Regions from separate parts of the Mus musculus genome. Here all the other regions are linked to region 1. The links are chromatin loops, found by intact Hi-C in ENCODE. Cell type or tissue: heart. All regions are shown on one strand. Region 1 overlaps E2f6 (E2F transcription factor 6). Region 2 overlaps Rock2 (Rho-associated coiled-coil containing protein kinase 2). Region 3 holds the start of 2410004P03Rik (RIKEN cDNA 2410004P03 gene). Region 4 overlaps Rock2 (Rho-associated coiled-coil containing protein kinase 2). Region 5 overlaps Rock2 (Rho-associated coiled-coil containing protein kinase 2). Region 6 overlaps Rock2 (Rho-associated coiled-coil containing protein kinase 2).

Region 1 (5,000 bases):
CTACAATTGGAACCACAAACTTCTTGATTTTTAAGCTGCCTACAGAGTCATCATGTCCCAGAAGATTGGTGGCATGCCTCAAAGCATTGTGGGAAAGTACAGACTTTCATCTGGCAACAGATCAGTTCACTACAATGTGATTTGGTCCTGGTGAAGTTAAAAGCATTATTCCGCTTTTTGTGAGCAGATTTTATAATGTGTTTCTGTGTGCAGCCTTGCTCTTCAGTCAGAGGGCCTTACCTCCTGTGCATTGTACCCCGCCTCAGCTCTCAGCCCGCCTTCCCAATCACCTAGCGCTCTCTACCTCAGTGGGTAAGTCACTTACCTCTCTGTGCCTCAATTGCCTCAGTCATTTACCACTAGACTGTGAGCTCCGTGAGAGACAATTGTTCATAGTGGCTCCCAGCGCCTTGTACCACGCCTAGTCCAAGACAAGTGCCCAGTGAATGTCTAGCAAACTCGTGAGTGAACGAGTGCAATGTGGGGCTGATGGAACCTGGATTGTTGGTATACAGGAGTCTGGGAAGCATCGTTAGTTTGGTAAACCTCTCCTGCTTTACAAAAGATTTGAAGCAGCTTGAAATAACAATCATGTATACAAAGTAGAGATTCAAAATTAAAGTATTAAAAAAATAGTGCTGCGTGCCTGTGTTTCTTCATCACACAGTGTGAGCCTTGCGATGTCCGCTGCTGTGGATGGAACACAGGGCCCCCAATGGAGGAGCTAGAGAAAGCACCCAAGGAGCTGAAGGGGTCTGCAACCCTATAGGTGGAACAACAATATGAACTAACCAGTACCCCCAGGGCTCGTGTCTCTAGCTGCATATGTAGCAGAGGATGGCCTACTCGGCCATCAATGGGAAGAGAGACCCCTTGGTCTTGCAAACTTTATATGCCCCAGTACAGGGGAACGCCAGGGCCAAGAAGTGGGAGTGGGTGGGTAGGGAAGCAGGGTGGAGGGAGGGTATAGGGAATTTTCGGGATAGCATTTGAAATGTAAATGAAGAAAATATCTAATAAAAATTTTTAAAAAAGATTCCTGGAAACTTCGACATTTGGCCTCCAGAGGTTCCTTCTTATGTATAAAAAGTTGTTTGAAATTAGCCAAAGAAAGGCTTAGAGCAGTGATTCTCAGCCTTCCTAATGCTGCAAGCCTTCAACATAGTTCTTCAGGCTGTGGTGACCCCCAACCATAAGATTAATTTTGTCTCTAATTCATAGCTAGTGTTGCTACTGTTATGAATTATTATGTAACTACCTGTGTTTTCTGGTGGTTTTAGGTGACCCCAGTAAAGGGGTTTTGGGCCCCTCCCCCAAAGGTGTTGTGACCCACAGGTTGAGAACTGATGGCTTAGCAGATGCTGCGTTTCTAAGTTGGACTGGTGAAATGTCTTGATAAGACAGGGAACAAAGCCAGAGAAGTAGCAAATGGGTAACATTTACTTCAGACACCTTGGACAGAAGGGAAAGCTGTAGAATTAGGTATTAATTTATAAATCCGACTGTGGGGTTGCTTCCTGCCTCGATGGCTTATCTTCCCAAATGAAAGACACACACACACACACTCACACAGCCTTTATATTTTAATATGCCTTACGTAGTATAATAGCTGGGCTGCTGCCTAGCCTCCATGCCAATAATCCCCAGTTACTGCTTACTAATTCTGTATTCTCTATTGGCTGCTCTGGACCCAGTTGGGTGCCCTCTGAGCCGCACTCTCCCGGCTCCTTCACATGGCAGCCATGCCTCTCTGTCATACACTCATCTTTCTCCTCCACACTCTCCCAGCATGGTGGATCTCCTTCCTCTTTCTCCTCCTGGTCCCAAGCCCAGGAATCCCAAATCCCGCCTCTGTCTGTCCTCCCAGCTGTTGGCTGTTGTTATCTTTATTTACCGATCAGAACCAACTGGGGACAGGTTCCCAGAAGCTACATGCAGATCTTCTCATGCAAACAATTTTGGGGGAAACATAATTTGCATTCGTAATATAAGCAGCTACAGAAAGTTCTGGCATTTGTATGTTAAGGTCTTCCTCCAGGAAGAGCTGAGCTTTGTAGAATGCTCGGGCAGATCTTGGTTCATGTGTGATGGTTAGAACCAGGCGAGGAGAGGATTTCATGTGATCAGAGTATCAGCAAAGAGGAGGGTTCTAGGAGAAGGCAGGTCTGGAGAACACAAAAGAATAATGAAAGAAAGGCAGCTGTGTAAGTAGTGGCTCGGGCATCCTTTGGAAATGCTAGCACTGACTGTGATCCTCTTAGGAACCTGACACCAGACAAATCCTGACCCACCAGCGACTTGAGTACCAACTAAATGAAGGAGTCCAAGTCCAGCAGAGGTCCAAGGTCTTAACACGGCTTCTATTCCCAGCTGTAGAAGACTGATAGAAGCTGGAACTGGGAAGAGAGCTCTACCTCATGCCTTCCATTCTACTGCTCCCAGCTAGTAACCCAACATGCAGCCAGCAAGGGAAGGATAGGGGTGTGGTTTGCAGAGCCTCAGTCCAGGGCCACAGATCAGGAAGTACAAGGGTGAACGCGGCCATGAGAGACAGAAGGAAATGCTGATAGTCAACATTCCTTTCCCACTCGGGATGGCTCCACGGGGTGGCAGTCTCGGCTCAGTCCCAGGCTCACTGCCACAGACACATCTTACTAATAGAAGTGACTGATTCAATCGATAAAATACTCTGGTGGCTCTCATACTGGAATCCTAAGTTGGTTTGAGTCCAAATTGATGTGGACAGACATGAATTGTTTCTCAGAGCACCCACAAGACACAAAAGCCACTGTTGGCCTTGAGGCCCGAGAGGCTGACTGCATGGAACAGATCCTCTGCCAATCCCCGTGAGGCATGAAATGTGTCAAGTTTTTAGCTGCAATATCACCTATCCATCTTACCTAATATATGTGGGGACAGCAGCCTTCTGCAGCCCAGACATAAGGAATAATCTCGTCAGAACATTCTCATTAAGCCAGAGTTTAAATACATCCCTTGGCAAACTTGAAAGTGCTGTCAGTTGCTTCTAGTCAACAGGGTTGAAATAGTGACCTCTCAGTAAAATGAGGCAGAATCCAGTTGTCCACTCATAGTATGAGTGGAATCCAACACTGTGTGGTGGTTGCATTCTATCCAGGAGTTAATTATTCAGATTCTAAATAGATACTGCTAGAGAATAGCACGGCATGGATTTTCTTTTTGGCTTTTTGAGTCAGTTTCACTGTGTAGCCCTGGCTGTCCTAGATCTGACTAGACCAGGCTGGTCTCGAACTCAGACATGCGCCTGCCTCTGCCTAAGGCACACACCACTACCCTCAGCTAAACATGGATTCTCAACAGGTGTTTTCAAATTCTCTCATTTTGGTTAATGAGAGAAATGCCCTGTAAGCATAGGACCTATTTTGATTCTCAGTGCATATATATGAGCGCGCACGCATGCGCGCGCGCACACACACACACATGGAGGAGGAGGAGAATATAAGTGAGTATCAGACACTAAGCTGATGAGATAGCTTATCTTCTTGCAAGCATGAAGACTTCAATTTGGTTTCCAGTACCCACATAAAAAAGGTTAGATACAGTGGTGAGCATTTATGATCTTATGGGTGAGGAGGCAGAGACAGGAGGAACCCTAGGACTTGCTGGCTAGCAAGCTGAGATGGCCCAGCAGGTTCCAAGCCAGTTAAAGGCCCAATTTCAAAACTAAGGTGGACAACACTTGAGACATGAAATCCAAAGCTAACCTCTGCCTTCCACAGTGCACATGCATATGTGAAGACATAGACACACAGCAGACAGTGTTCTGTTTCTGTGATTCGACTGTTTCCCTCCTCCAGCGGGGGGCACTGTTTGGGAAGGCTGTGGAACCTGGGAGGTGTAGCTTTGATGAAAGAAGTTCTTTGATCACTGGGGATTTAACCTCACTATGACAGCAATGACAAAGTGACTAAGACTCCTGCCTATGAGCAAGGTTCTGTCTTCCAGAACCTACTATGCAGAGACTTCTATTGTCACATGGGTCCTTGAACAGGAAGCAGCATCTAACTTAGATGTCTTAGTAAGACATATGGGCAACAGGGTTATAGATAAACCCATCCTTGGTACCAAGTACAGTATCCTTCCATCTTACACGCGTTCTCGACCGGCCAGGAAAGACGCAACAAACCGGAATCTTCTGCGGCAAAACTTTATTGCTTACATCTTCAGGAGCAAGAGGCAAGAGCCAGAGCAAGAGCTCTATTGCTTACATCTTTAGGAGCCAGAGCGCAAGAGAGCAAGAGCAAAAGCAAGAGTGCAAAAGGGCAAGAGAGAGAAAGAAAAAGAACAAGAACAAGAAAGCAAGAAAAAGAACAAGAAAGCAAGAGAGAGAAAACAAGAACAAGAGAGAGAAAAAGAATGGCAAAACCCCGTCCCTTTTAAGGAGAATTATCCTCCGCCTAGGATGTATTACTCCCTGATTGGCTGCAGCCCATCGGCCCAGTTGTCATCACGAGAAAGGCAGAACACATGGCGGGAAAACTGCCCCTGCACGTGTGCAGATTATGTTTACCACTTAGAACACAGCTGTCAGCGCCATCTTATAATGGCAAATGTGAGGGCGGCTCCCAACACTTCCAGGGAAAACCACAGAGGCAAGTTGGTAGAAGAAATGAATTACTCAGAAGCTAGAAGGCTGTGCTAGCCAAAAGGGACATTGAGGTAACAAAATCAGTCATAAATCCAGAAGTGGCTACAGCAAGGATACCATAACCCAAGTGTCAGAGAAGAGTCTCCACACAGCTGGCTCTTAAACTCCAGGAATAGAAGCCACATAAGACCTTGGACCTCTGCTGGACTTGGTCTCCTTCATATAGGTGGTGCTCAAGTCTGATGGGTTGTGATTTGTCTAGTGTGCATGTCGCTAAGAGGACAAAGTCAGTGCCAGCATTTTCCGAGGGATACCATAGCTACTACTTACTGAAGCTGCTGGGAGAATCTGGAAAGGAGCTGGCATGAACTTG
Region 2 (5,000 bases), 140 kb after region 1:
ATGTCAAGTATACAATTTACTTTTTTTAGGTTAGAAATTTGACATTAAAAATAGAGCAGGAAACTCAGAAGCGTTGTCTTATGCAAAATGACCTGAAGATGCAGACCCAACAAGTTAACACCCTAAAAATGTCAGAAAAGCAAATAAAACAAGAAAATAATCATCTTATGGAAATGAAAATGAACTTGGAAAAGCAAAATACTGAACTTCGAAAGTAAGTTAATTGATTTAGACTGTTTGATGGAAATTTCTGGGAGAGAGAGAGAGAGTGTGAGTGTGTGTGTGTGTGTGTGTGTGTGTGTGTGTGTGTGTGTGTGTGTATTTTATTGGTATTTATTTAAAATGAAAGCCAGATCTGTTGATATTTTTTATAGTGCCAATACTTGGGAGGGTGAAACAAGAGATTTGAATTCCAGAGCCAGCTTATCTAGCAAGATAAAATAAAATAAATCTGAAAATACAAGCACACATTGTAGCTGTTGGATTAATGACATGATGTGACATGTAGCCTCAGAAAAAGCCTGTGTCAGTGCTGAAGGAATTAGTTTTCTTTATGTGTATTTTTTGTTATTTTGTTGTTACTGTGTATAAAGTCTCACTATGTAGCTGTGGCTGGCCACAACCTCGCAGGAATCTTTTTTCTTCAGTCTCTAGAGAACAAGGGTTATAGGTATGCATTACCACACCTGGCTTGCAGTTGTTGAAATTCTTTTTTTTTTTTTTTTTTTTTTGACAAGGGGCAGCCCAACCTGGGAGCCCCGGGCTTCCTTCTTTCTTTCTTTCTTTCTTTCTTTCTTTCTTTCTTTCTTTCTTTCTTTCTTTCTTTCTTTCTTTCTTTCTTTCTTTCTTTCTTTCTTTCTTTTTATTAGGTATTTTCCTCGTTTACATTTCCAATGCTATCCCAAAAGTCCCCCATACCCACCCCCACAATCCCCTTTTGTTTTTGATGCATGGTCTCATGAAATTCTCCAGGCTGGGTTTGAACTCATGGTCCCTCCTGCCTCAGCCTCCCAGTCGCTGTGATTACAGGCTCTGCCATCAGACTTGTCAAGGATGAGAGCTTTTAAAGGCAATGATAAAGTTAGCACTAGTGTGACAATGACTTGATTTCAGGGATTCTTACTTTCCCATGTGGCTAGGTTAATATGTATGTAAGTTACTAACAAAGACTTTCTGTATTCACAGAGAGCGGCAGGATGCAGATGGGCAGATGAAGGAACTGCAAGACCAACTTGAAGCAGAGCAGTATTTCTCAGTAAGGGACTTCCTGTAGAAGAACTAGGAGAATGGTTGCTTTTTAACTAAAATAGTTATTTATTTCACTTGATGTGTATTCATATTTTAGGTTTAGGCATGTAAGTACACCATGTGTATATCTGGTACCCTGCAAGTCAGAAGAGAGGAAGATGCGTAGCTTTTGTTTGTTTGTCCTTGCTTGCTTGCTTTGGTTTTGGGTTTTAAAACAGCCTTGCTGTCTGTCCTAGGCTGGCCTCCAATTCGCAAACTTTCTGCTTCCACATCTTGAGTGCTGGGATTATAGTAGTTTACCACCACACCAGACAGATTTGGATGGGGCCTTACATGACTCATAAAAAGCAGACAGGGATTGGAATGTAGCTCACTGGTAAAATACTTGTTGTAGGGAGAAGGCTCTGATTTCAGTATGTAGTACCACAAAATATGAAAGAAAAAGTACTGGGCAAAAAAACTGTAGATTGTTTAACAGGAATCCTTTATCCTACTGGTTTGATGGTGTGTGCTTATAGTTGCAACTACCATGCAGGTTAAGGTGGGAAGGTGACTTGAGCCTACAACATTGAGTATAGTCTGTACAACAGAAAGGGAGATACTGTTTCAAAACAAGAAATCAGCTATTGTTGCTAGGACATAATTCTAAGCATATGCAATTACCATTTTGTGAACTGTGTGAATCCTTTTTGAGAAAATATTTTTTTGTTTTGTTTTTTAAGTAATTTATTATGATTTTATTTGTATCGATGTTTTGCCTGCATATATGTCTATGTGAGGGTGTTGGATACTAGAGTTACAGACAGTTGTGAGCTGCTGTGTGGGTGCTAGTAATTGATCCCTAGTCCTCTGGAAGAAGTCATTGCTCTTAACCATTGAGCCCAAATACATGCTTTTGTAATAAAAGGAATAAAATTGCCATATTGACCTTTGTGGGATTCTTGAGAGCACTGTAAAAATATGAAATACTTTTTCTTCCTTCCTTCCTACCTTTTTTTTTTCTTTTCTTTTCTTTTTTTGGAGAAACAGTTTCTCTATGTAGTCCCGGCTGTCCTAGAACTTGCTCTGTAGGCCAGGTTGGCCTCAAACTCAGAGATTTACCTGACTTTGCCTCCCAAATGCTGGGATTAAAAGGGATGTGCTACCACCTCCCGGCAATATGAAGTGTTTTTATGTAGTAGTTCCATTGATCTGTCAACTTAAAGAAAGAAAGATCAGTGTTTTTCGTCACCTCTTTATCCTACCAACCTGTACATTTAACTGGAATTACGTTGTAATACCCAGTTGAATTATTAGCTGATTCTTTTAGAAGTTGAGTATGCTGGGGACTAGACATAGAACATGCAATCTACCATACAAATGTTTATTAATTGGTGACTAGAAAATGGGAAAGCCTACAAAACTTTTGATTTCTCAGGAGCCCAAAACTAGTCAACAGAAAAAATTATATGTATATATTGAGCTTTTTGAATAAAAGTCATGTTCTTGGTAATAATGGGCATGCAATTCTGTTTTGCTGCTTAGACCCTCTATAAAACACAAGTTAGAGAACTTAAAGAAGAAAATGAAGAGAAGACAAAACTTTGTAAAGAGTTGCAACAGAAGAAGCAGGATTTACAGGATGAAAGGTAAGGATGGGGCCCTGTCGCTTGTCTGTAGTAAGTTCTCTTATATAGTTCCTGCTCTGTTTCCCACCAAGTTAAAAACAAAAAATCTGATGAAAGTCAAGTAGACAGAGTTTTGACTTCATAATGAAAATTGATTATTAAAATCCTGTCTCCAAGGGATTTAGGACTTAGCTTAGGTAGACTATATGATTAGAATACAATACCCCCTGAATTCAATCCTGTTACTGTATGCCTAAGTTTTTTATGACATATCTCTGAAATACAGAGACTCTTTGGCTGCCCAGCTGGAAATTACCCTTACCAAAGCAGATTCTGAGCAGCTGGCTCGTTCCATTGCTGAAGAACAATACTCTGATTTGGAAAAAGAGAAGATCATGAAAGAGCTGGAGATCAAAGAGATGATGGCTAGACACAAACAAGAACTTACTGAAAAGGATACTACAATTGCATCTGTAAGTAACATTCTTGGTGTCTTGGGTTTATAATTAAATTACTATGTCATAAAATCTCAGAACCATCTGGGAACTCTCAGTTATAAATTGAAAAGTGACTATTTTTAGCAGATTCTAACAGTCTAACTAAAGAAACATTTCTGAGGAAATACCAACAGAAAGCAGTCAGTCTTGTGCTGACCTACTGAATGCCACAGTAAAGGGGGTGGATAGTTGACAGAGGCATATGCAAGACCTTTGTTTGGTGCAGATAGTAATATAAAGCATAGTCAATAAATGCTTTTGGAATAATGGGATTTTTGGTGAAAGGATCCTTACTACTTAGGTAAAGTGTACCTAGTTTAAGAACCAAATGTGAAAAATACAAACTTGAAGCTATCCGACAGACCTAATACTTACCTAGACAGAGACAGCCTAAATAACAAAGAAAAGATACTTGAAATATATATATTCAGCAGATTAGCATCTAGAATACATACAGAGCCCCTGGACCTCATTGAAGTAGATGAAACCACTCAGAAGGAAACTGTCTAAAAGAGACAGCTCAAATACATGAGTGGATGCTTCGCTTAACTCTTCTCCAGCAAAAGGTCAGGTGAATGCTATAGCTGTGCAGTACTGCTGCACACCATTTCCACAGCTGAAAACAAAAGCCTGACAGTTTCACATGTGTGGAAAATGGCTTTTTAAAAAACTAACAACAAAAAAATAGAGAGTTAAATTCAATTTCTGATAAATTTAAGTATATGGTATAACCCTACGGAAGTCCACACTAAGATAACTGCACAGTGCTTATAGCCCATAATTCTTGTAAAAAGCAAACCCTCACATGTTTCCATCGATAAGCAGTCGTGGAGGGTGGAGACATGGCTCAGTGCTTAAGGCATTGGCTACTCTTCCAGAGTAGGTGTGATTCCCCGCACCCACAAGGCTCATAACTGTCTTATAACTCCACTCTAGTTCCAGAGTATCTGGTGCTCCTTTGTGACCTCCAAAGGCTGCACACATGCTTTAAAGACATTAAGGCAAAACACTTGTATATACAATACATTTTTAAAAATTAAAAAGAGGTGGTAGTACATGCCTATAATACCAACATTTGGGAGTGTAAGGCAAGAGGGTCAGGAGTTCAAGGGTACCTTGGCTCTACAAGTAAGTAGAGGTAAACCTGTAATATGTGAAACCCTATCTCAGCAAACAAACTGAAAGGTGGTACATAAATATTGCCACATATTATTTCATGTATTTATAATGCCATATTTGGTGGGAAGTTGAACATATAAATGGAAGTAAATGGAAGTTGAATCTAAATGAATTACATCTTTTTATATATCAACAGGGTATTGCATTTTGTTGTTCCTTATTTTAATCTTGAGATAGCTCAGAATTCACAATTTTTTTCCTGCCTCCTTTCAAGTGCTGGAATTAGAAACATTCATCACTGTTCCCACATAGCATCTTAGTTCTCACTATCCCTGTCTGCGTGAGCCTTACTATGTTCTTTAGTCTTAAACTTACAGACATCCTCTTGCATCTGTCTCCTGAGTGCTAGGATTAAAGGTATGTCCAAAAGTGTCTAGCAAGTTTAATTCCTTAATGTATTAAATGAGTCATAATTTTAAAAATTACATATATTATTTCATTTGTTTATAATGGAAATTTGCAGTATTTG
Region 3 (5,000 bases), 180 kb after region 1:
TTTACATACTGCAAATTTTTAAAGAATGCACATGTGTCTGTATGTGCACTGCATACTGTGTGTGCAGTACCTGTGGTGACCAAAAGAGGGTGCTAGATTCCTTAAACCTGGTGTTGTGGGCAGTCATGAGCCGCTAGATGTGGGTTCAAGCAACTGAACTTGGGTCTTCTGTAAGAACAAGTGATCTTAACCGTCGAGGCATCGCTCTAGTACCAAGTTTACATATTTTAATGAAGTCTTTTGGGGTAATAGTGCTCCCCCACAAAGGCCATGTTAGGAGGAGAGTGAATGCCCTGCGTCTCTCCTGTGTCCTCACACCACAACCAACACAGGGGGTGGATTCTGCCAGATATTCCAGGGACACCCCAGCTCCCCGGAAGCAATTCTAAAGCAATAGGGAGCACCCTCTAATCCCATTTCTATCTCGCTAGTGACAGTGTCTGATTGACAGCTTGACAACTCCACTCCAATACTATCACCAGTTGCCAGCCTAGGGTTGTGTTTCTGACCATCTAATTAGGTGGACGGAGGCACTAAAAACAACCAGTGAGCATCAGCAGGGTTGGTGAGAACTTGGAGTCCTTGTACACTGTTAATGGAAATGCAAAGTAGGGCAGAAATTGTGAAAAACAGCAGGAGAGTCCCTCCCAACAAAACTAGAACCGGTTCCACTTCTGAAAATTTTATCTGAAAAATGGGAAGCCAGGTCTCAAAGGGAAATCTGCTCTCCTCTGTTTGCTGTGACACCTAACAACAGCCAACATGTGAAAATGATTTTTTTTTCATGGAATAGAATATTACTCTGCCCTGAAGAAGGAAATTCTGACATGTGCTTATGTTTATGTGAATGAGCTCCTTGATGGAGTGACTGCTACCACCTTGAGTCTGATCGCCAGACTAAAGGAGGGGCGAAAAGAAACTAAAAATGCAGCCACCGGCGTGTGTATTTGGAAAGCCTTCATTTAGACTTTTCACAGTTTTAAGTGGTTGCTCAGTAGCCATCTTCCTTCCCACTGGGCTTCAGCCACTCCACAGTCTTTGGTTTTGTCTTACTAACTTCAAACTCACACTGGGCGTACAGCTCTGAGTCATCATACTTGCCTAGTCTACCTACTTCTCTTGGGGTCCAGGAAGCCAGGCCCCCTTGGAACTCTGGGCAAACCTACCAGGCTTCTCCTGGTATCCATCACTGAATGAAACCAGGAAGGAAGCTCCCTACCCCCACCTCCACCCCCAGGCCAGAGTCCCGCCCCAGGCAGTGCCATGGCTTCCAGCTGCCAGCTTCCTCCCAGAAGAGGAGGGACAGAGAGATTGTTGTGTGGCCATAGATGGGACCAGAGCCCTGTCTATACCTATATTCCCAGCTATCTGTTGGGAATGAGGCCCTAGCTGCTTTAGTCACAGTCTGGGTCTAGGCTGGCCTCTCTTGCACCCTACTTCCACGTTCTCCCCCTCTGATCTTTCCATATATTCTGAACTCTTTCCTCTGCACTTTCTCAGACCCCCCAAGGTGGATGGAGATGTGAGAGATTCGGGGAGAAGGGGGGGCAGGACACTCACCAACGCCTCTGGCCTCGTGCTTCGGCTTCCACAAGCTCCCTCCACAGCTGGTCCTGTTGCACACCCAGGGCTGGGGTCCCCTGGCAACCACCGGCGAGAGCCCTGCTTGCAGCAGGGCCATCCCCCAGGGCCGCAGAAATTGAGGCAAGCTGCCTGGTAGGGGGCGGTTTGTACCCAGCGGATGTGGTTCTTGGTAGCCCACGATGTTGGCTGCCCATGGGGGACTGGAGAATCAGGAGAGGGAGAGAAAAGAGAAAGACTGGTTGAGACTTTCTGCCTGAACCCAGGATAACCTGCACAAGGTGCTCCCGCTTCGTCCCTCACCGGATTTCGAGCTCAGAGAGAGTGACTGATGGGGGACAAAAACTCTCCAGGCTGGGGCAGCATCTGCGCCCAGCTGTGTTTTGCAGCCCTGCTTGTGTTGACTGTCGCCCAGGGAACAGGCGACTCCCAAGTGCGCATGCGGAAGGGGCGGACCCACTGTGCGCCCTCCAAAGACTTCGGAGCCACTCGGTGGGGTGCAGATGGTAGGTGCTTTGCCCAGCTCTTCCCCTGGGCGGGAGAGCGGGACAGTGTCTGCTGAGTCTCCAAAAGCTGTGAGTGCTCCGTGTTCCGCAGAGCTGGTGAACTGGAGCAAGACCCTGTGCTGCCCCCTGGTGGAGAACTCAGGGTCCCAGACGAAGGGACGAGAGACCAGGGGCAGGAAGAGAAGACATCTTAGGGTTTTTAATTGCTGTGATGGAATATCATGACCAAAGCAAGTAGGGAAGGAAATGGATTATTTGGCGTCCACTTTCATATCGTAATCTATCGCTGAAGAAAGTAAGGGCAGGGACTCAAACAGGGCTAAAACCTGTAGATAGCAGCTGATGCAAAAGCCATGGAGGGGTACTGCTTACTGGCTTGCTCCCCATGGCTTACTCGGCCTGCTATCTTTTAAAAATTTTTATTTATTTATTTTATGTATGAGTGCTCTATCTGCATGTACACCTGCATGCCAGAAGAGGGCATCAGACCATATTATAGATGGTTGTGAGCCACTATGTAGTTGCTGGGAGTTGAACTCAGGACCTCTGGAAGAGCACCCAGTGAGCTGAGCTATCTGTACGACTGAGCCACTCTCCAGCCCTCAGCCTTTTATGTTTTAGAACCCAGGATCACCTGCCCAGGGATCACACCATACATAATGGCCTGGGCCCTCCCCATCAATCACTAATTAAGAAAATGCCTTACTAGCCCCACCCCTTCACTGGCAGTAGCACTCAGGCAAGCTGGCCCTGCACCTCAACTGGGCAGCATAGTGGTCCTAATAGTGAAGGCAGGGATGATCCAGCCCTAAGGGTAAGAGGGCAGGAGAACTAGCCCAGGCCCTTGAAGGCTGCAGCCCTAGGGAGAATGGGCCACAAGCCTTGACTGGGCAGCACAGTGGAGCTGGCTCTGGAGGAGTGGGAGCACATGGGCCTGCCCAGAGGGCATCAGGAAAGGAGAGCAGAACCTGCCTCCTGCCCATGTCAGCACTGGGTGGTCTAGCTGGAGCAGCGCTGGAGAGCTCTCCCTGGAGGTGCAAAGAAGGGAGAGCTGACTGAGTGCTAACCACCCCAGTTACCACCTGGGCCCAGACCCAGGGCTCTGAATTGGCCCACTCCAAAATCTTTATCATTTGCAGATGGTTGGGACACATGAAAGGGCCAGTCCTGCTGTTCCAAAGCTGCAGGATCTCCATGACACAGAGCAACAGTATGATGACCAGGAGGGGGTCCCAATGAGGATTCAATACTGATGTGTCACAGAAGCCAGAGATCTCCAATCAGACCAATGACTCGTTGCGATGAACATCTGCAAGTGAAGATGTGTGGACAGAGGGATACACTGTGGGACACACGGTGCCACACTGCAGCTTCTATGATGAGATGCTTTCTATGCCTTTCTTGTGTGTGTGTGTGTGTGTGTGTGTGTGTGTGTGTGTGTGTGTGTGTTTGTGTGTTTATTGGGGGGGGGGGAGGTTGCAAGGGCAAAGGGTGGGGAGATAAGTGGGACTGGGGTGCATGATGTGAAATTCACAAAGAATCAATAAAAAGTTTTTTTTAATGGATTATGGAGGAAGGGGGGGGAGAAAATGCCTTACAGCTGGATCTTATGGAGGCATTTTCTCAACTGATGCTACCTCCTCTCTGATAACTGTAGCTTGTGTTAAGTTGAGGTAAACTAACCAGGGCAACAATGTATGTTCCTTCTGAAAGCCCAGAGAGCCCACAGCATCCTGTCATTGATACTGAGGAGCCTCCCAACAACCCCAGGCAGCTTTTGTGGACATAGGTCCTACACAGAGTCACACTGAGGCCCACAGTGGAATCCAGTCTACAGGGAAGAATACAACCGGAGTGACTGTCCAGGCAGCCTGAGTTTAGCTTATAAAAGGCACATCGAGGACTTAAGAGTGGGGGTCCTGCTGTGGACTCCACTTCTGTTCCTTCTCTAGTCCCAAGCAGCCCAACCCCGTCTGTGGCACCAGTGGCTTCTTCATCCAGCTCAGCCAAACTCAGACCCTCCCATCACGCTGTTCCAGGCACCCTCCTTTCTTCCTCGTCACCAGCGATGGGTTTATTGATAGACCTTTCAATCCTTCCCTTACACTCTGTGCCTGACTCCTGTCAGGCAAGGTGTTCCTTCCCTGTGCAGCCAGAGAACAGAAATGGTTAATCAAGTGTAGACAGAGGTACCCTAAGTGGAGGATGCTCTGGTGTCTGGGACTCAGGCAATAGGCCACACCTCTTCTTGTTGTGTGTCAGTTTCCTCTCCAGCAGCAAAGATCCTTAAGATAGAAAGTAAACAACTCATAAGAACTCCAGGAAGTCCCTGAAACTGACCAGATTCACTTTCCTGACAGTAAACAATAGCTGGTACAGAGGGTCCCTCTTAAATGAGCCAAGCTGCAAAGGAGAATTAGAGACCCACCAAGTGGCCTGGAAGAAGCAGAGACCACCAGAGCTGCTAGGAAGAGCCTCGGAACAATGAAGCCACTTGGAAAGCACACTCTCCTACCTGTTGAGCTGCCTGTAGATTGTACAGTGTACACCAGGTTCCCAGCTTTTGTGAGCTGTCCCCCACGCTGGTGTGGTCTTGGGTGATGCAATTGTCTTTGACTTATATCTGCCTCTGTAAGTAACCCCAATAAAACTCATTGGTTTATTGGTATTCATACTTTGGTCTGTCGTGGGTTCTCTATCTGGGGTAAATAGATACATGTCGCTTCTCCCCAGGAAAATTTCCTTACTAAAGAGGCAGCAGGGTTTGGTCTTTACAGATGAGAAGGATTTCAAAGATACAAGAGAGAAGACAAGGGAGGAGGCACAGTTTGGGGCTGGAGGTCGGATGCAGATGCAACCAGGCATGTGGATACTTTGTACCTGATTCTGCACAGAGAGGGCACTGGTAAGTTA
Region 4 (5,000 bases), 110 kb after region 1:
TTGATAGCACAATTTCTTCTTTCTGTGTGAAATACTTTATCTCGTTAAGTTGAAAGTAGGTTAGGTTACCACAGAGGATAATGTTAACAAATTTCCACAAATAAGTTTTCATTCTAAGAGTAACTTTGATATGTCACTGAAATGCCATAGCATATAAGAAGGTTCTGGAGTCAACAACAGTATGGAGCTGGAGAGATGGCTCAGCAGTTCACTTGCTGCTGTTCCAGAGGACACTGGCTCAACTTCTAGCATAATAATGGGGTCTGTACCTTCAGTTCCAGGGATCCAATGCCCTCTTCTACCCTCAACACAAGCACTGCACACACATGGTACACACACACACACACACACACACACACATCAGCAATACAAGAGAGGGAGCTCAGTGGTTAAGAGCATTGGTTGCTCTTAACCAGTGGACACAGGTTTAATTCCTCACACTGTCTGTAACTCTAGTGGCCAGGCATCTGACACCCTCTTCTGGACTCACGGCACTGCACTCATGTGGTGCACAGACATATATGCAAGCAAAACACCCATATCCATAAAAATTTTAAAATTATAGTTAAAAAAGAATAAATAATAGGAAAAAGGAGTAGCTTCCCCTCTAGGGCCTATGACCTCAGTAGTAAAATGTTAATAGACATTTTTGTGTGGAGTATCTAATACTGAGGAAGAAGAATAAGTGTTGACAACCACTGTTTCTAGCTACAGGATATTGGTTTCTGTCATCCAGGTTTTAGTTCTCTCAGGTTGGAGTAGTATTAGTAGCAATGTAACCTTAGAACATTTGTGTTGATACTCGATTGGGTTGAATATTTGTGTCCCTTAGTGTGGTGCTGACTGAGTAGTGGGACCATTGTTAACTTTCTTGTCAGGTGTCTAAGTGACCTTTGCTTTTAAATAATCAGGTCTTACTGATTTTTAGATATGCATAAGTACTTACATAGGACCACATTGGCAATATCAGATTTCATGAAAAACAACAGAAATTTCTTTTCATATCAGTTTTTGGAAGGTTTGGGAGCCAGCTTATTGGTATCTTACATATTTTGATCATTAGAAACATTTGAGACTGTTGCAAAAGTGTCAGTTAAAAATCTTCCCTGAAGCCGGGCATGGTGGCTCACGCCTTTAATCCCAGCACTTGGGAGGCAGAGGCAGGCGGGTTTCTGAGTTCGAGGCCAGCCTGGGCTACAGAGTGAGTTCCAGGACAGCCAGGGCCACACAGAGAAACCCTGTCTCAAAAAACAAAAACAAAAACAAAACAAAAAAACAAAAAGCTTTCCTGACTTGCAAGATGGCACAGTGGGTAAGGCTGGCAATCTAAATTTAAATCTTTGAACTTGCATAAAGGTGGAAGCAGAGAGGTGACTCCATAAAGTTGCCCTCTTATCTCCAAAGTATGTGTGCCCTGGCGCCCCCCCCCCCAAGAGTAATACTAATTAAAAACGATAGTGATTACAGGAATGGCTCAGTGGTTAAAAGAGCACTTGCCTCTCTTCTTCCCAAGCTGCTCAAGCCACACAGACACTCAGAGTCATAATTAATGTTTCCTTCATCCCTTGTGTTTACGTTTTTAGACAACGCTATAGTTTGTGTTTTTACACTTAGTGTCTCCTTTTCTCAGTATTCATTGCTTTACTTTCATCCAAGCTATCTCATATATGAACCTCTGCTTTCTATTCCTCTTCTGCTTGGTGTTTCATCAAAGTAGTGTTGATCTCAAGTTGTGAAATACTAATGGAGAGAATATCAAGACCGTGTGTATTAAATACTCTGTGTATGCTCACCTGGACTGATGTCACTATTTGGAGACATTTCCTCATATTTTTATATCTTTATATTCTTAGGTACCACATCTATTCCCAATCCTGGTGTAGGAACATTGAGTCAACTTTAGGGGCTTTGATATCATATGAGTTGGTTTTCATTATTTCTGCCTCTACCTATGTTGAGTTAATGAAAGACAATTCTAGATGTCATGTAACTGTGAATCCCTTTCTGCTTAGTTTTTAAAATTAGTATGATACCTTTATCCTGGCATTCTGGCACCTCTTGAAATGTCAGCATTCATGGGGCTGGAGAGATGGCCTAGCAGGTAAAGTTGAGGATGCCAGAGTGCTTGCCACCACTCTTGCTGGTTCATAACTTCATCTCCAGCTCTAGTGGATCTGATGCTCTCTTCTGGCCTCTGCAGGCACTGCAGTCATGCCCACTCCTACACACACACACACACACACACACACACACACACACACACACGATTCTTAGCTGTCCATTCTCACTTTGTGCTTTTTTTCCCTATGTGCCTTTTACTCCTAGTTTTTTTTTTAAAAAAAACTATGCCTCTCAGTGCTCGTTTTAAAGGAAAATTTCAGAAATTAAAAGTTTCTCTTGTTTTAACATTCTGTCTGAGTGAAATTTCTTCTCCATATCTTAATTATTGTTATTTTATTTGTAATATTACATCTTACCTTGTAGTTTATGTGTTGATATTTTGATTTCTTTACACTATATATTTTTTTTAAACAAGAACTGTATCTTTCAAAGTATTTGACCCTCTTACCAGTAATTGATAATCTTCATCCAAAAGATTCATCCATACCCCAGGATACTGTCTTCTTCAATAAAGAACATAGCTTAAACGAGTATCTGGAGAAGCAGAGAGAAAAGAGCAGTCTTTCCCATATAGCCACTGTCAGTTCATTCCTGCACTGCATGTATGCATATGCATATGTGGTTCTCTAATACTGTACACGTGAACTCAGTTGTTGTTTTTTTTTTTTAATGTAAAGCTGGATCTTACTCTTTATAAGGTTCTTTCTGAGCTGTAAAAATTACTCCCTCCTTCTGATGTTTTCATAGTCCTTGTATCTGCTATTCAGTCTTGGCTGCCATAACAGAAAGCATGAGGACATTGTATTACTTGCATCTTTGGTGGAGGCTTCATTAACATCAGACATTACTCCAGGTTAGTCTAATATACAAATTGAATTTTCTTATAAAAATATAATTTTATTAGTAAAAAATAAATTTGAAAGCCTCAAATGACATGTCTTAGAAAGAATGATTATAAAGTTATCAACAGAGTTCCAAGAATATCCTAAGCATGTTTGTAAGCTTCATTTAGAAATATGACATCTGTTTAAGTCAGTCTGTCAGTCTGTCTGTCTGTATGTCTTACAAAGAAGTACATTTTACTGTAGAAAGTATGTGGTGTGGAGAAAAGAGAAGTTGCTTAAATTCCATCAGCTAGGGTATAACCATGATTAATGTTTTGTATCTTCCCCCCTTTTTAAGGGGAGGGTGTTTTTTTCCTCCTGCACACGTATTACTCAATTGGATGATGGTTTGTAGTCAGTGTATTTTTAAATTTAAAAACAAGGAATTTGACAATCTTTTTTTTTTTTTTATAACCAATAGAACTGATAAGAGAAGTGTTTTGTTTTTGGTCCTCTAAGTACGAAGACTAGTAACAGGGACACATGCATAACTTCATATTAGAATGAACCTTATTCTGTTCGTGGTGGAGTTAGGTAATTTTTATTGACTGTATTCTGTATGCTAAATTTATAGTCATTAGTTCTTATTTTGTCTTTGCGTTGTAATTTAGAGGAATTAAGTAAATTTGTCACCTAGTTCATAAATATCTCTGCTTTTGCCCAGGTTTGTTTACATCTGAATCCATGTTTTTAAACATTGCTGTTCAGTGTGATAATTAATAGCTACTGTGTCTGACTGTTTGTTCATGTATTTGTCCATCTATATTGAATAGAGGAGAAGGAGCTGGAGAATAAAGGGGAGTCTACAGAGATGCTGAGGGAGCTTATGATAGAATAACTCAGAGACATCCTCAGAGGAAGATGAGTGGAAATCAGCTTTCCTAAAGTAGCAGCACTTTATTAATACTACTTTGTCACATCACTGCTAATGAATTTTAAAGGTATGGTGTAGACATTTGGCATGAATAAGTCTAATGTCTGTGAGTTATATCAGAGATGAGAAGTAGTGATTCCTACCTTGTGCTGTGAGCCAGTAATTGTCCTAGCCCAGCGTTTAAATGAAATTCAGCCTTTTAGCCAAAATATTCTTAATGTGTTCAAAGTCTTATAGATACTGCATAGAAAGAGTAGCAGTCTGTTGAATTGACTGGTTCATCATTGTGCCCCCCACTGGGCAGTTCCACAGTGAAAGCATGTTTCCCTTGAAAGCAGCTTAGGAAGCAGGCTGCAAACAGCACATCTGTGAGATTGTCTAGAGCACAGGGAACTATAGACTGGAGAGTAACTGCACCACCAGTGAAGACAGTAAACATTTTCTCATTCAGAAGTCCTCTTAGGACTTAGGGCTACAGTGTATACTTTTTATTTGACTGTCTTATTTCCAATAGTTAATAGATAACTTTTAGCCTCAGGTCTTAGCTCCACTATACAGCAAAATTATCAGAGTTTTGTATGTCATGGTCTAAGTATAAATAATGAAAATAATAACAGAAATTAATTGACTCTTAATGCTCTGTGGATATTTTTTCTAATGAAGTTAGAGAGCATACAAAATTCAATTTGTTTTTAGAGTAAATTAAGGCTTGAAGGATGGTGTAAATATACATAGGGAGTGTGTTAACAACTTCTAAAAATTTGTTCATAGCTTTTTGATGATTATTTACTTTGAGTTAATCTGGTTATTGAACACAAGTCAATTAGAAAGCTAGTATGCTTGCTGTGGTATAGTTTTCTACCTTTACAATTGTCATCCTTTAATCCTTGACTTCTGCTCTGTGTTCTCATATTTTTTTCTGGTGCATAAATACATTTTTACTGTTATATTAACTTCATGTCACTATGGAGATCTAGTAGGGATTGATTGCTGTTATTGCCTAGTAACAACTCAGAAGAGGAATACAAGCTACAGCTCTTGTTACCACATAGTTACCTCTTGGACTTACCATTTTCATTGTAATGTTACACCATTTCAAAATACTTCAGATTTCAAAACAT
Region 5 (5,000 bases), 130 kb after region 1:
CTCATTATATAGAGCAGGCTGGCCTTGACCTTCCAGAAAGATCCTCTTTCCTTTGCCTCCTGAGTGCTTTAACAGCATGTGACACCACATCTAGAAGACACTGTCTTATGCATTTTGTTCTTGTTAATGGGCAACACTTGTAAATTCATGCAGGTACACTCATACATTTAAAAGATAATAGTACATTTTTTTAAAAAGAGGAATATTTTAAATGATGTATTATTATTTAATAGTTTTTTTTAAATCAGTTTAACTTGCTTTAAAATGTACCTAATTAAAAACTAAGGAAAAGGATTTGAAATGTAATTAGCTATCATTTACTCAAGATTCATTTAATCTTTCTTCATAGTAGTGTAAGGAACACAAAAGAGTTTATTCCTGTAAATGTGTTTATTCTGTACGTGTGCTGTGAATGGGAGAGCAGGAGGCGAGGGAGCGTTCCCTCTGAGTCAAAGTCACAGTCAGCAAGTACAAATCCTATGTTCTTAGAGAGGACTCTAGTAAGTGGGGACAGCAGAAGAATATCATTGTTTTCTTGAAGCTTCTCATCATTGTGACTGAAACTTAGAATTTCTTATTTTTTGACAGATTCAGAAAAAATTATATGCACTAGAAGAACACCTTAGCAGTGAGGTGCAAGCCAAGGAGGAGCTGGAACAGAAGTGCAAGTATGCTGTCAGGCAGTGCATTTTTAACTGAAGTGTAAATACAGTCCTGAAAATGAAAAGCATAGATTAATTATATAAGCACTTCCTTAATTAGTAGACTGCTTTATTATAAATTAGTATTATTTTATTTACTGTTGCTTTTTAAAATTCTTTAGATCTATTAATACTCGCCTAGAGAAAACAGCAAAGGAGCTAGAAGAAGAGGTAAAAAATTTCTGTGCTTTATTAACATTTTTGTTAGTAAAATCTTAGATACCCACATAAATATAAGGTTCTCAGAGTATTATGCAGTTCATATTGGTAAAACCTATCTGTGTCATAGATGAACAAGATGGAAATTACTGTAAGGTGACTTCTCTTACCTAGACTTGTTTTATCAGTTTGAGTTAATTTAGTATGTAGGTATTTCAAGATTTAAAAAAAAATTATGATGTATATATGTCTGAAAATGCCATAATGAAACCTTTACTTTATATACTAACTTAAAAGTTAATTTAAAAGAAAACTTGCTTTTGTATGATGATAAAAGTGGCTGATATACTTTAAAAAGAAGTAATTCTTTTTATAAAAATGTTTGATATTAGTAACATTTTAGGTCCATGGGATTAAGTAGTGATGGTTTGTTAGTGATAGAAAGTTGCAGAAAGCTTAACTGTTAATATAATAAATTTGCAAATATGGAGAACATTACAATTTTAACAAAACAGTGATGGCCTTTTAGGTCTTTTCTTTTATGTGTTTGAGATTACTGATATATTTTGGTTGATTTCTCTGCATATTTTGTTTTGATAATAATATTTGGTGTTATTTCAGATTACCTTACGGAAAAGTGTGGAATCAACATTAAGACAGCTGGAAAGAGAAAAGGCCCTTCTTCAGCACAAAAATGCAGAGTATCAGCGGAAAGCTGATCATGAAGCCGACAAGAAGCGGAACTTGGAAAATGATGGTTTGTGATATAAATTGTTTAAGAAGAAAAATATTGAATATATCTGTTATATCGATGCTTGTAGCTAAAATGCTTTGTTTTATAGTTAACAGCTTAAAAGATCAACTTGAAGATCTGAAGAAAAGGAACCAGAGCTCTCAGATATCCACTGAGAAGGTCAATCAGCTCCAGAAACAAGTAGGTTGGTCTGTGTGGAAAGTGCTAAGTTATCCACGTCTGTCAGTGTGTGTGCTGCAAAGCCCTTAGCTCTTAAGGAGATGATGCCTAGGGAAACGCTTTGAGTTTCTTATTTAAGCAGCTTGTAACAAGTCAATAAATTGATGTATTTTTGTTATATCTGTGATTATCTGTTTGCTTTTGAATTGGATATCAGCTGGATGAAGCTAATGCTTTGCTGAGAACAGAGTCTGATACTGCAGCACGGTTAAGAAAAACCCAGGCAGAAAGTTCCAAACAGATTCAGCAGCTGGAATCTAACAATAGAGATCTACAAGATAAAAACTGCCTGCTTGAGACTGCCAAGTTAAAACTTGAAAAGGAATTTATCAATCTTCAGTCAGCTTTAGAATCTGAAAGAAGGGACCGGACCCATGGATCAGAGATAATTAATGATTTACAAGGTATAAAAAACAGTGATTGATTTGATATTGATAATGCATAATTTTGAAATAACTTTAGATAACTAATGCATTGCTGTAACCTGGGGTTTTTGTTTGGACAGACTGTTGAGCTGTTTAAGAGCACATATTGCTAAGAAGTTCAGTTCCTAGCACTTCCACCAGGAGGCCCATAATTGCCTGTAACTCCAGCTTCAGGGATTCCAACGCCCTCTTTTGGCCTCCTTTGACACTGTACTCACATGCATCAGTCCACCCTCTCACACAAACATATAGACACATAATTAAAGTAAAAATTATAAAATAAAATTAGAACATTACAAGTATTTTTGTGAACAAAAGATGTATTTTCAAATAGTGTCATTTAGATTTAGGTTATCAATTGAGTTCTAGCTAAATTAACTTTAAAGTCCTGTTCTGACAGGTTATAAAACTCTTGCTCACAAATGACAACTCTAAAATATAAGATAGATAATTTTTAATTGAATACATTTTGAGAAAGTTGTTTTAAACAGTGCTTTAATTTTTAGGTAGAATATCTGGGTTGGAAGAAGATTTGAAGACTGGCAAAGCCTTACTAGCAAAAGTAGAGCTGGAGAAGAGACAGCTGCAGGAGAAGCTCACTGACTTAGAGAAGGTAAGCATGGCATGCTGCACTTTGTGTGTAAGAAGAAAGCAGTATGGGGGCTGGTGAGATGGCTCAGCAGGTAGGAGCACTAACTGCTCTTCCAAAGGTTCTGAGTTCAATTCCCAGCAGCCACATGGTGGTTCACAACCACTCATAATGAGACCTGGCACCCTCGTCTGGTGTGTCTGAGGACAGCTACAGTGCATTTATGTATAATAATAAATAAAATCTTTTATTTAAAAAAAGAAGAAGATAGCAGTGTGATTTTAGATGAGAGAAGTGACCAAAATCAGAGAAGAATTAAATAGGTATTTACGAGGTAGAGTATTTCCATATGTACATGGACTCTTTTGTATTTGGACTTGAGTATGCAAACAAGGACTATAACTGATACCATAGAGGCAGTCCTTGGTATGCTGGACTACATGAAGGAAGGGATTCAGTGTTATACTGATGATGCTTTTTTAGAGACCCAGGAGAAATTAAGACTTTAAGATAATTATTTATTCTTTGAGAATTTTATACAATGTAGAAAAATTCAAATTTTGACTGGTATATCTTTAAAATTAATGTAATATAAAATTAAAATATTTCTTATAACAGTTTTTTAAAATATTGTAGAGCTAGGGATTATTTCTAATTAATATTTTATTTTCATTTGTTTATTCATTGATGTGAATATTTAGTGTTTTCTATAGTAGAAATGTCAGAGTGCAGTGTGGCCTTTAATAATATCACAGTCTAATAGGTGGCCATGGTGACACAAACTTTTGATCTCAGCTCTCAAGAGAAGGCAGGTGCGTCTCATTCAAGGCTAGCTGGGGGCTACCTGGTGAGTTCCTGGCTTGACAAAAAAGTGATAATAAAGCCCTAGGTAATTTTATTGCACTGTATGTAAACAAAATGCTAGCTGTTTGGACACAGTATGCCTTTCAGGTGTAGAAATGAGCCCCTGACATGATTGATCAGAGAGGTGGGCTGAGAAAGAGGCACAGTCTAGCTGGAGGATAGCCACTTGAACAAAACTGAGGATAGAAAACAGCAGTGGCTGGTTTGCTTGTTCAGTCAGTAGTTTAGACTATGGAGTCTTGGTCAGCAACCTAGTCCTTTAAGGTTCAGATAATGAATACTCCAGGGTTGTGGGCCATGTGCTCTGTGTTGCAAATGCTTGGACACATGTAGAAAATGGACTGACTTCTGTTAACTTATAATGTGTTTGGTTAGCCATGTAGCTTAGTGGTAGAGTGCTTGCTTAGTATGTCCAAGACCCTGAGTTCAAATTCAACATCACAGAAAAATACCTACTATTTGGGCAGTCAGACATCTGGAAGGTTTGTTGTTGTTGTTGTTGTTTAATGTAGCTAGATTAAAAGCATTACTTTTTGTTTGCTTAAGACAGAGTCTCACTATGGAGGCAAGGCTGGCCTCAGACTTTCAGATATCTGCCTGCCTTTGCCTCCCAAGTGATGGCCATTAGCTACATTTGTAAATTTTGAGAAATAATGTTTTAGGAAGAGACCCTGTATCTAAAGAATATCATCATCCTGCAGCTAGAGAGATGACCTGGTAGTTAAGAGCATTTGTTCTTCTTGCAGGGGGACTCAGGTTTGATTCCCAGCAGTCACAAGGTGGCTTACAACCACCTTTAACTCCAGTTCCAGGGAATCTGTCATCTTCTCTGACTTTTACCAGGCATAAATATGGTATACATACATATACATGTACAGAACAGCACACACACACATTTAAAATAAAATAATTTTTAAAAACGGTAAAACTAGAGGCAGCTAGGGAAACCTGAGAGGTGACAGGACGATGAGAGCAGGAATGCAGTGTCAAACTCATCAGTGGATAGTGTCAGGTGCAGATTAGAGAAATAGAGTAGGAGAGGCTGAGAAATGGTAAGAATAGCACTCTGGTCAGTTAACTGAAATTAAACAGGCTCAATTCAGATCTCAAAACAACAGTGTGAATGGGTGGTAGAGTCCATTGGTTACTATCAAAAGAAGCTCAGATGAAGAAGGAAAGAAAATACTGAACCTTCATAGTGACACTATTTAAAAGTAATTTTAAAAGGTTTTTAAATTCTGTTAATAGTTTTGGAAATGTTTCATAGGAAAAAAGCAACATGGAAATAG
Region 6 (5,000 bases), 120 kb after region 1:
TTGGGACTCACATGGAGAGAGGACAAAACCAACGCTTGCAAGTTATGCTTGTGTGCCCCTCATCAATGAATCAATCAATCAATAATAGAGATAAAGAAACCTTTGTACTTAGAATAAAAATAATCAGTACCCAAGGGAATAATAACTAAGGGAATCCAGCTAGGCAGGTTTGTGCAGTTAGGGGCAGATGAAAGTGTGAGTTCCATTTAAATTTTTGTTTTCAACATTTGTAAGAGGCATTTTGAATTGTTTATAAGACAAAACACAAGACTTCTGATTGATCCATTTTTAAGTTTTCAGTAAACTCTCTTGGTCTATATTTTGTCAATGACAAATCATCAAATTTATTTAGAAAACATTGAACTTATTACATTTTAAGTGATTTTTTTGGTTGTATGTGTGGCATATGCATGTGTGTGCAGGTATACTTGCCTATGAATGCATGAGCAAAAGCTGGCAGTGGATGTTAAATATCTTCTATCTCCACCATTTCATTTTATTTAGATTGTATGTGCTTGAATATGTACGTGCATGCATGCGTGTGTGTGTGTGTGTGTGTGTGTGTATACCTGTGCACCTCCAGGAGGAACCCAGTGGAGGAGGTCAGATGTCTTCTATCACTTGCTACCTTATTAACTTGAGACAGAGTCTCTCACTGAGCCACAACTAGTCATTTAGATTGGCTGACCAGTGATTCCCCCAGGACCTGCCTCTTCCTTGCCACATCCCCCTGTGCTGAGATTACAAGCATATACAACCATATCTGGCTTTTTATTTGAGTGTTTAGGATTTGAACTCAGGTTCAAATCATATGCTATCATTATGCTTGTACTTCTAGTTACTGAGCCATCTCCCTAGCCATCTGTCTTTTATTTTTAAAGCAAAGTCTCTCACTATACCTGGAGCTCACTTGTTTAGCAAGACTGACTGGCCAGTAAATCTCTGGGCTTTGCCTGTCCCAAACACTGCGTTTTCGCCCTTCAGCCTGGCTTTTTAAATTGGTTGCTAGGAACTGAAATTCAGGTTCTCACTGGTGCACACCAACTACTTTTACCCATCTCTCCAGTCCCCAGTGAAAGTAATTCTGAGTAAACTTTGGAAATGAATGCCTAGTCATTGTGTTTTCCAGCACAAACGCATATGAAGCCTCTTAAAATACGACTCTTGGTGCCGTCATGTGACAGTACCTCATAGCTCTAAAGTTGCTTTGATTTGTCATATAATTCTTTCATAATGTGTTACTTAACTTTATGAAGTTTCCATACATTGGCTCCATATCCCTTAGTTTATTGACTTTCATTTTAATACTACAGAATATTATTATAAACTTGCCTTTTTCCCCTTTACCCCTACTCCAAGAAGCTCTGATTTCTTTGATTAGAAATGGTACTTAGTAGTATCTGTATGATTGCTAGATATGCTCATTGCTCCTAATGTATCATGATTTTCAGGCTCAGTCAATGGATAGAGCTAGGAGGCATGGACTATAACACCCAGTATTCAGCCACATGCCCTGATGCTTACATTTGAGTCTCTGTTTCTGTAGATGATATGTCAAGTGCTACTACTTATCACTGATATATCTGGTTGAAGTCTAACACCATAGGGTCCAGTCTAGTCTTTCTCTTCTCTTCTTGTAATTTCTTTCAAAGGCTAAAAAAAACCCCAAGCAACACCCTCTGGTTTGTATTAGCTAATTATAGCTTTTTTTAAAAAAAGCTTGTTTAACCCTAGTGTATGTTTAAAATTGTTTCATAATTGTTGTCCTCACTACTGTGATAAATAGATTGCTTTTTGATTTGAAGATGTCCTGATAAAATAGCTAGTTTTTCCAAAGCTCCTTGGATTATTTTTTTTCTTGCCTTTCATCGTGGTTATATTACTCATGAAAAAAAAAAGTCCACCTTTCACTTTTTTATATGTGGAGCTTCCTCTGGTTTTATGAGGATTTTTTTCTACCTTTTTTTGTCTCTTCTGGCTTTTAACAGAACTGTAAAGTACAGGGTAGTCGTTGATGGATGGTAATTGTAGGAGCTGAGCACTCCCTTCCTTGTAGTGCAGTATTTGTCTAGACTTCTGAAAACCCTGGGTTCAGTTTCAACACTGTAAAAAAAGAATAAAGTGTGGGTCCTGTCTTTTAATGTCACTATCTTATTCTTCTTGTTGTGTAATAATCCGCAGAACTATTTTTCTGTTACCATCTCATATTCAAATTATGATGACTTCTCTTCTCAATTTGCTGGTATATTTGGAGAAATATACCAAATTAAGGATACATAAAATACTATTTTTGAAATTAGTTTCTCAGTTTAACATGCTTTCTTTATAGCATTTAAACATTTGTACAAATCATGGCCACAAAACACATTGAAGTTTGTTTTCCTCCAGGGAGGCTTTTTGTTGTTGGTTGTGGAAGTAGTGTGTAGTAATGGGGAATGAACCTTGGGCTTTGTACACTAGGCAGACTCGCTTAGCATTGAACTATGTCCCTAGCCCTAATGTCTACCTAGCATGTTAGTATTTCTATAGCTTTCTTGTGAGAAATGTGGTGATGCACCATTAGCAGAGAGAGGAAGTGAAGGGCATTTGGATTAATATAGACAATGTTTACAAGTTAGACAGAACTTGGTAGCTTTACCTTGCTAGAGCGATTTCACTTAGCAGAGAGCACTGTGATGCTTTGTGCACGTGTACTGCATTGCATGCTCGCTCTCTTACTCTCCTCCCTTCCTCTCTCAGGAGGGACGATTCTTATCTTTGCCAAAAGAGACTAGAACTAGGGAGATGGCTCAGCTGTCAAGCATGAGGATCTGAGTTCAGATCTCCTAGTAACTGGTCACTAGCTCAGCCAGTTACTGATCTCCTAGTAAATGGTCACTAGCTCAGCCAGTTACTGATCTCCTAGTAACTGGTCACTAGCTCAGCCAGTTACTGAGCTCACGGTTCATTGAGAGACTGTCTCGGATAATAAGGAGGAGAGTGATAGAGGAAGGCAGCCATCATTGACCTATGGCTTACACACACACACACATGAACATGTACATGTTATACATATACATACACACTCTCTAAGAAGGTACTCACAGAAAGTATCTTACTACCCAAGAAAACAGAACGCAGGTAAAGGTGTTGAATCATTTTGCCAAATATGTTGATAATACAGCTACGTACTAGAAATATGTAAACCTAAGATGCACCAAACCTTTTTGGTCTTTTAGTTTAAATATTTACACTTGATCTTAGCTAAAAGGCTGAGAAGCGATTAGTTTAAATATTTAATACATTTTCTCAGTCTGCTCATGATAAACTGTGAACCAGTTCTTAATACCATATCTAAGCTGAATTGTGTATTGCCATTGTAGACACTTTTGTTTCTTTCCAAAACAGCAAGCTGCTTTCCTCCTAATGATTCTTTCCCTTTCCCCATGTTACATCATTAAGATCTCATTTTGTAGCCCCTTACTTTAGAACGTATGAAATAAACAACAAAAGTTGTCAGTTTCTGTAGGTTTGGGAGCCTACTGCCTTTTCCATTTTCCATGGATGAAAACTCATACCTGGCCTCCCTGATGCAGATATTTCTATGCATTCAGTGGTGTATATAATCCCTGAGTCCTGAAGTAACGTCAGCAGTTGTGTTCTATTGTAAGTGATAGGTGGCACTGTCTGATAATAAGTCAGTTGTCACTGTGTGTTCACCCTCAATGTTTGGCTTTGTTTTTCACTCTGTTGTTTACCCAGACAGGCATGGTGCATTGCGACACAGCAGTTGGAACTCCCGACTACATATCGCCCGAGGTTCTGAAATCACAAGGAGGTGATGGTTACTATGGGCGAGAATGTGATTGGTGGTCTGTAGGTGTTTTCCTTTTTGAGATGTTAGTAGGTAAGTTAATATTTGAACTTGTTTTGTTTTCAAAACCCTTTTCATAGCACTTTATAGTTCAGTCAAGAATTGGAGAATGTGGACTGGAGAGATAGCTCAGCACTTAAGAGCACAGTCTGCTCTTCCAGAGGTCCTAAGTTCAAAACCCAGCAACCACTTGGTGGCTCACAGCCATCTGTAATGAGATCCGATGCCCTCTTCTTGTGTGTCTGAAGACAGCTACAGTGTACTTATATATAATAAATGAGTAAATCTTTAAAAGAAAAAAAAATTGGGGAATTTAAAGAAATTGCCATGTCAAGGGAGGGATTTCTGAATCCCTGAACTAGAATCTGATGTAAACTGGTGACATGGCTTAAGACACTGATTCTCATCCTGTGGGTCTTCTCCTTTTGGTGGGTAGGAGGCAAATGACCCTTTCACAGGGGTTGCCTAAGACCATTGGAAAACACAAGATATTTACATTATGATTCATAACAGTGGCAAAATTATAGTTATGAAGCAGCGACAACAGTAATTTTATGTTTGGGGGTCACCACAACACGAGGAACATTGGGAAGGTTGAGAACCATTGGTGTAAGGGGTAAAGGCATGTGTGGAGCCTGATGATCTGATCTCCAGGACTCCGTTGTGTGTAGAACACATGCACACGTTAGTATATAAATAAATGACGTAGAACAACATCAAAAGAAATAGTATACTGTATGTTGGTAGGAAGTGTTTCTCTAGTAGATCCTTTTCTTATTTTTCATAAGTATTTTCATATAACCCATACTGCCCTCAAACTCGAAATCCCCTGCCTCAGCGTCTTGTTAGCTAGGATTGCATTGATATGTGTCACTACTCACCAGTGTTCTTTTAAAATTAAGGCAGTATTAGAGCAAGAACAAATTCACAGATTTTGTAGCCCTTCACTAATCTTTTAATCTGCTCTCCTGGAACTGAGCTGGAATTATAGGCAGATGTGAGCCCCATGGCCGGGGTGCTGGGAGACAGCTCTGGAAGAGTCAGCCACAAATAAATACCCTTAACTGCCTAGCCCTTGCTCCAGACCCAGTAGTTTATTTATTTTGTCTGCATGTGTCACAAATGTCTATGCTAGGAACTGAATTTT

What was found. A loop is a pair of places that touch in the nucleus more often than their neighbours do. Peaks named below come from ENCODE experiments on the same cell type or tissue, not always from the same donor. Only the 100,000 strongest peaks of a DNase experiment are listed, where the experiment ranks them.
Region 2: it touches region 1 in a loop (3-fold over the local background); 9 of 42 quality-filtered maps call a loop at or near these places.
Region 3: it touches region 1 in a loop (3-fold over the local background); 13 of 42 quality-filtered maps call a loop at or near these places.
Region 4: a loop joins it to region 1, with 3.0 times the contacts of the local background. A loop is called at or near these places in 9 of 42 quality-filtered maps.
Region 5: it touches region 1 in a loop (3-fold over the local background); 11 of 42 quality-filtered maps call a loop at or near these places.
Region 6: it touches region 1 in a loop (3-fold over the local background); 11 of 42 quality-filtered maps call a loop at or near these places.

What each region holds. Positions count from the first base shown.
Region 1 is chr12:16,826,118-16,831,117 of GRCm38, forward strand. It overlaps E2f6 (E2F transcription factor 6), which reads left to right. Exons shown (of 7, transcript NM_033270.2): 7 at 1-635. Among named protein-coding and RNA genes, the nearest start is that of E2f6, 18 kb to the left of the region's middle. In heart, CTCF peaks have their summits at 2,618 and 3,841 (motif pointing right); a DNase peak (open chromatin) is centred at 2,554; H3K27ac peaks cover 229 bases.
Region 2 is chr12:16,965,439-16,970,438 of GRCm38, forward strand. It overlaps Rock2 (Rho-associated coiled-coil containing protein kinase 2), which reads left to right. Exons shown (of 33, transcript NM_009072.2): 20 at 30-214; 21 at 1,186-1,255; 22 at 2,773-2,876; 23 at 3,142-3,328. Among named protein-coding and RNA genes, the nearest start is that of Gm22303, 28 kb to the left of the region's middle. In heart, no CTCF peak of the experiment used is centred here; no DNase peak of the experiment used is centred here.
Region 3 is chr12:17,009,568-17,014,567 of GRCm38, forward strand. It overlaps 2410004P03Rik (RIKEN cDNA 2410004P03 gene), which reads right to left and starts at 2,160. Exons shown (of 5, transcript NM_001201332.1): 1 at 1,885-2,160; 2 at 1,561-1,784. The coding sequence starts at 1,778. In heart, CTCF peaks have their summits at 70 (motif pointing right), 2,235 (motif pointing left) and 2,438; a DNase peak (open chromatin) is centred at 2,084; H3K4me3 peaks cover 831 bases; H3K27ac peaks cover 771 bases.
Region 4 is chr12:16,931,373-16,936,372 of GRCm38, forward strand. The region is part of intron 3 of Rock2 (Rho-associated coiled-coil containing protein kinase 2); the gene reads left to right. Among named protein-coding and RNA genes, the nearest start is that of Gm22303, 6.1 kb to the right of the region's middle. In heart, CTCF peaks have their summits at 2,138 (motif pointing left) and 4,176 (motif pointing left); no DNase peak of the experiment used is centred here.
Region 5 is chr12:16,956,638-16,961,637 of GRCm38, forward strand. It overlaps Rock2 (Rho-associated coiled-coil containing protein kinase 2), which reads left to right. Exons shown (of 33, transcript NM_009072.2): 12 at 589-668; 13 at 824-872; 14 at 1,482-1,617; 15 at 1,703-1,794; 16 at 1,991-2,237; 17 at 2,765-2,871; 18 at 4,979-5,000. Among named protein-coding and RNA genes, the nearest start is that of Gm22303, 19 kb to the left of the region's middle. In heart, a CTCF peak has its summit at 2,402 (motif pointing left); no DNase peak of the experiment used is centred here.
Region 6 is chr12:16,944,717-16,949,716 of GRCm38, forward strand. It overlaps Rock2 (Rho-associated coiled-coil containing protein kinase 2), which reads left to right. Exons shown (of 33, transcript NM_009072.2): 6 at 3,742-3,886. Among named protein-coding and RNA genes, the nearest start is that of Gm22303, 7.2 kb to the left of the region's middle. In heart, no CTCF peak of the experiment used is centred here; no DNase peak of the experiment used is centred here.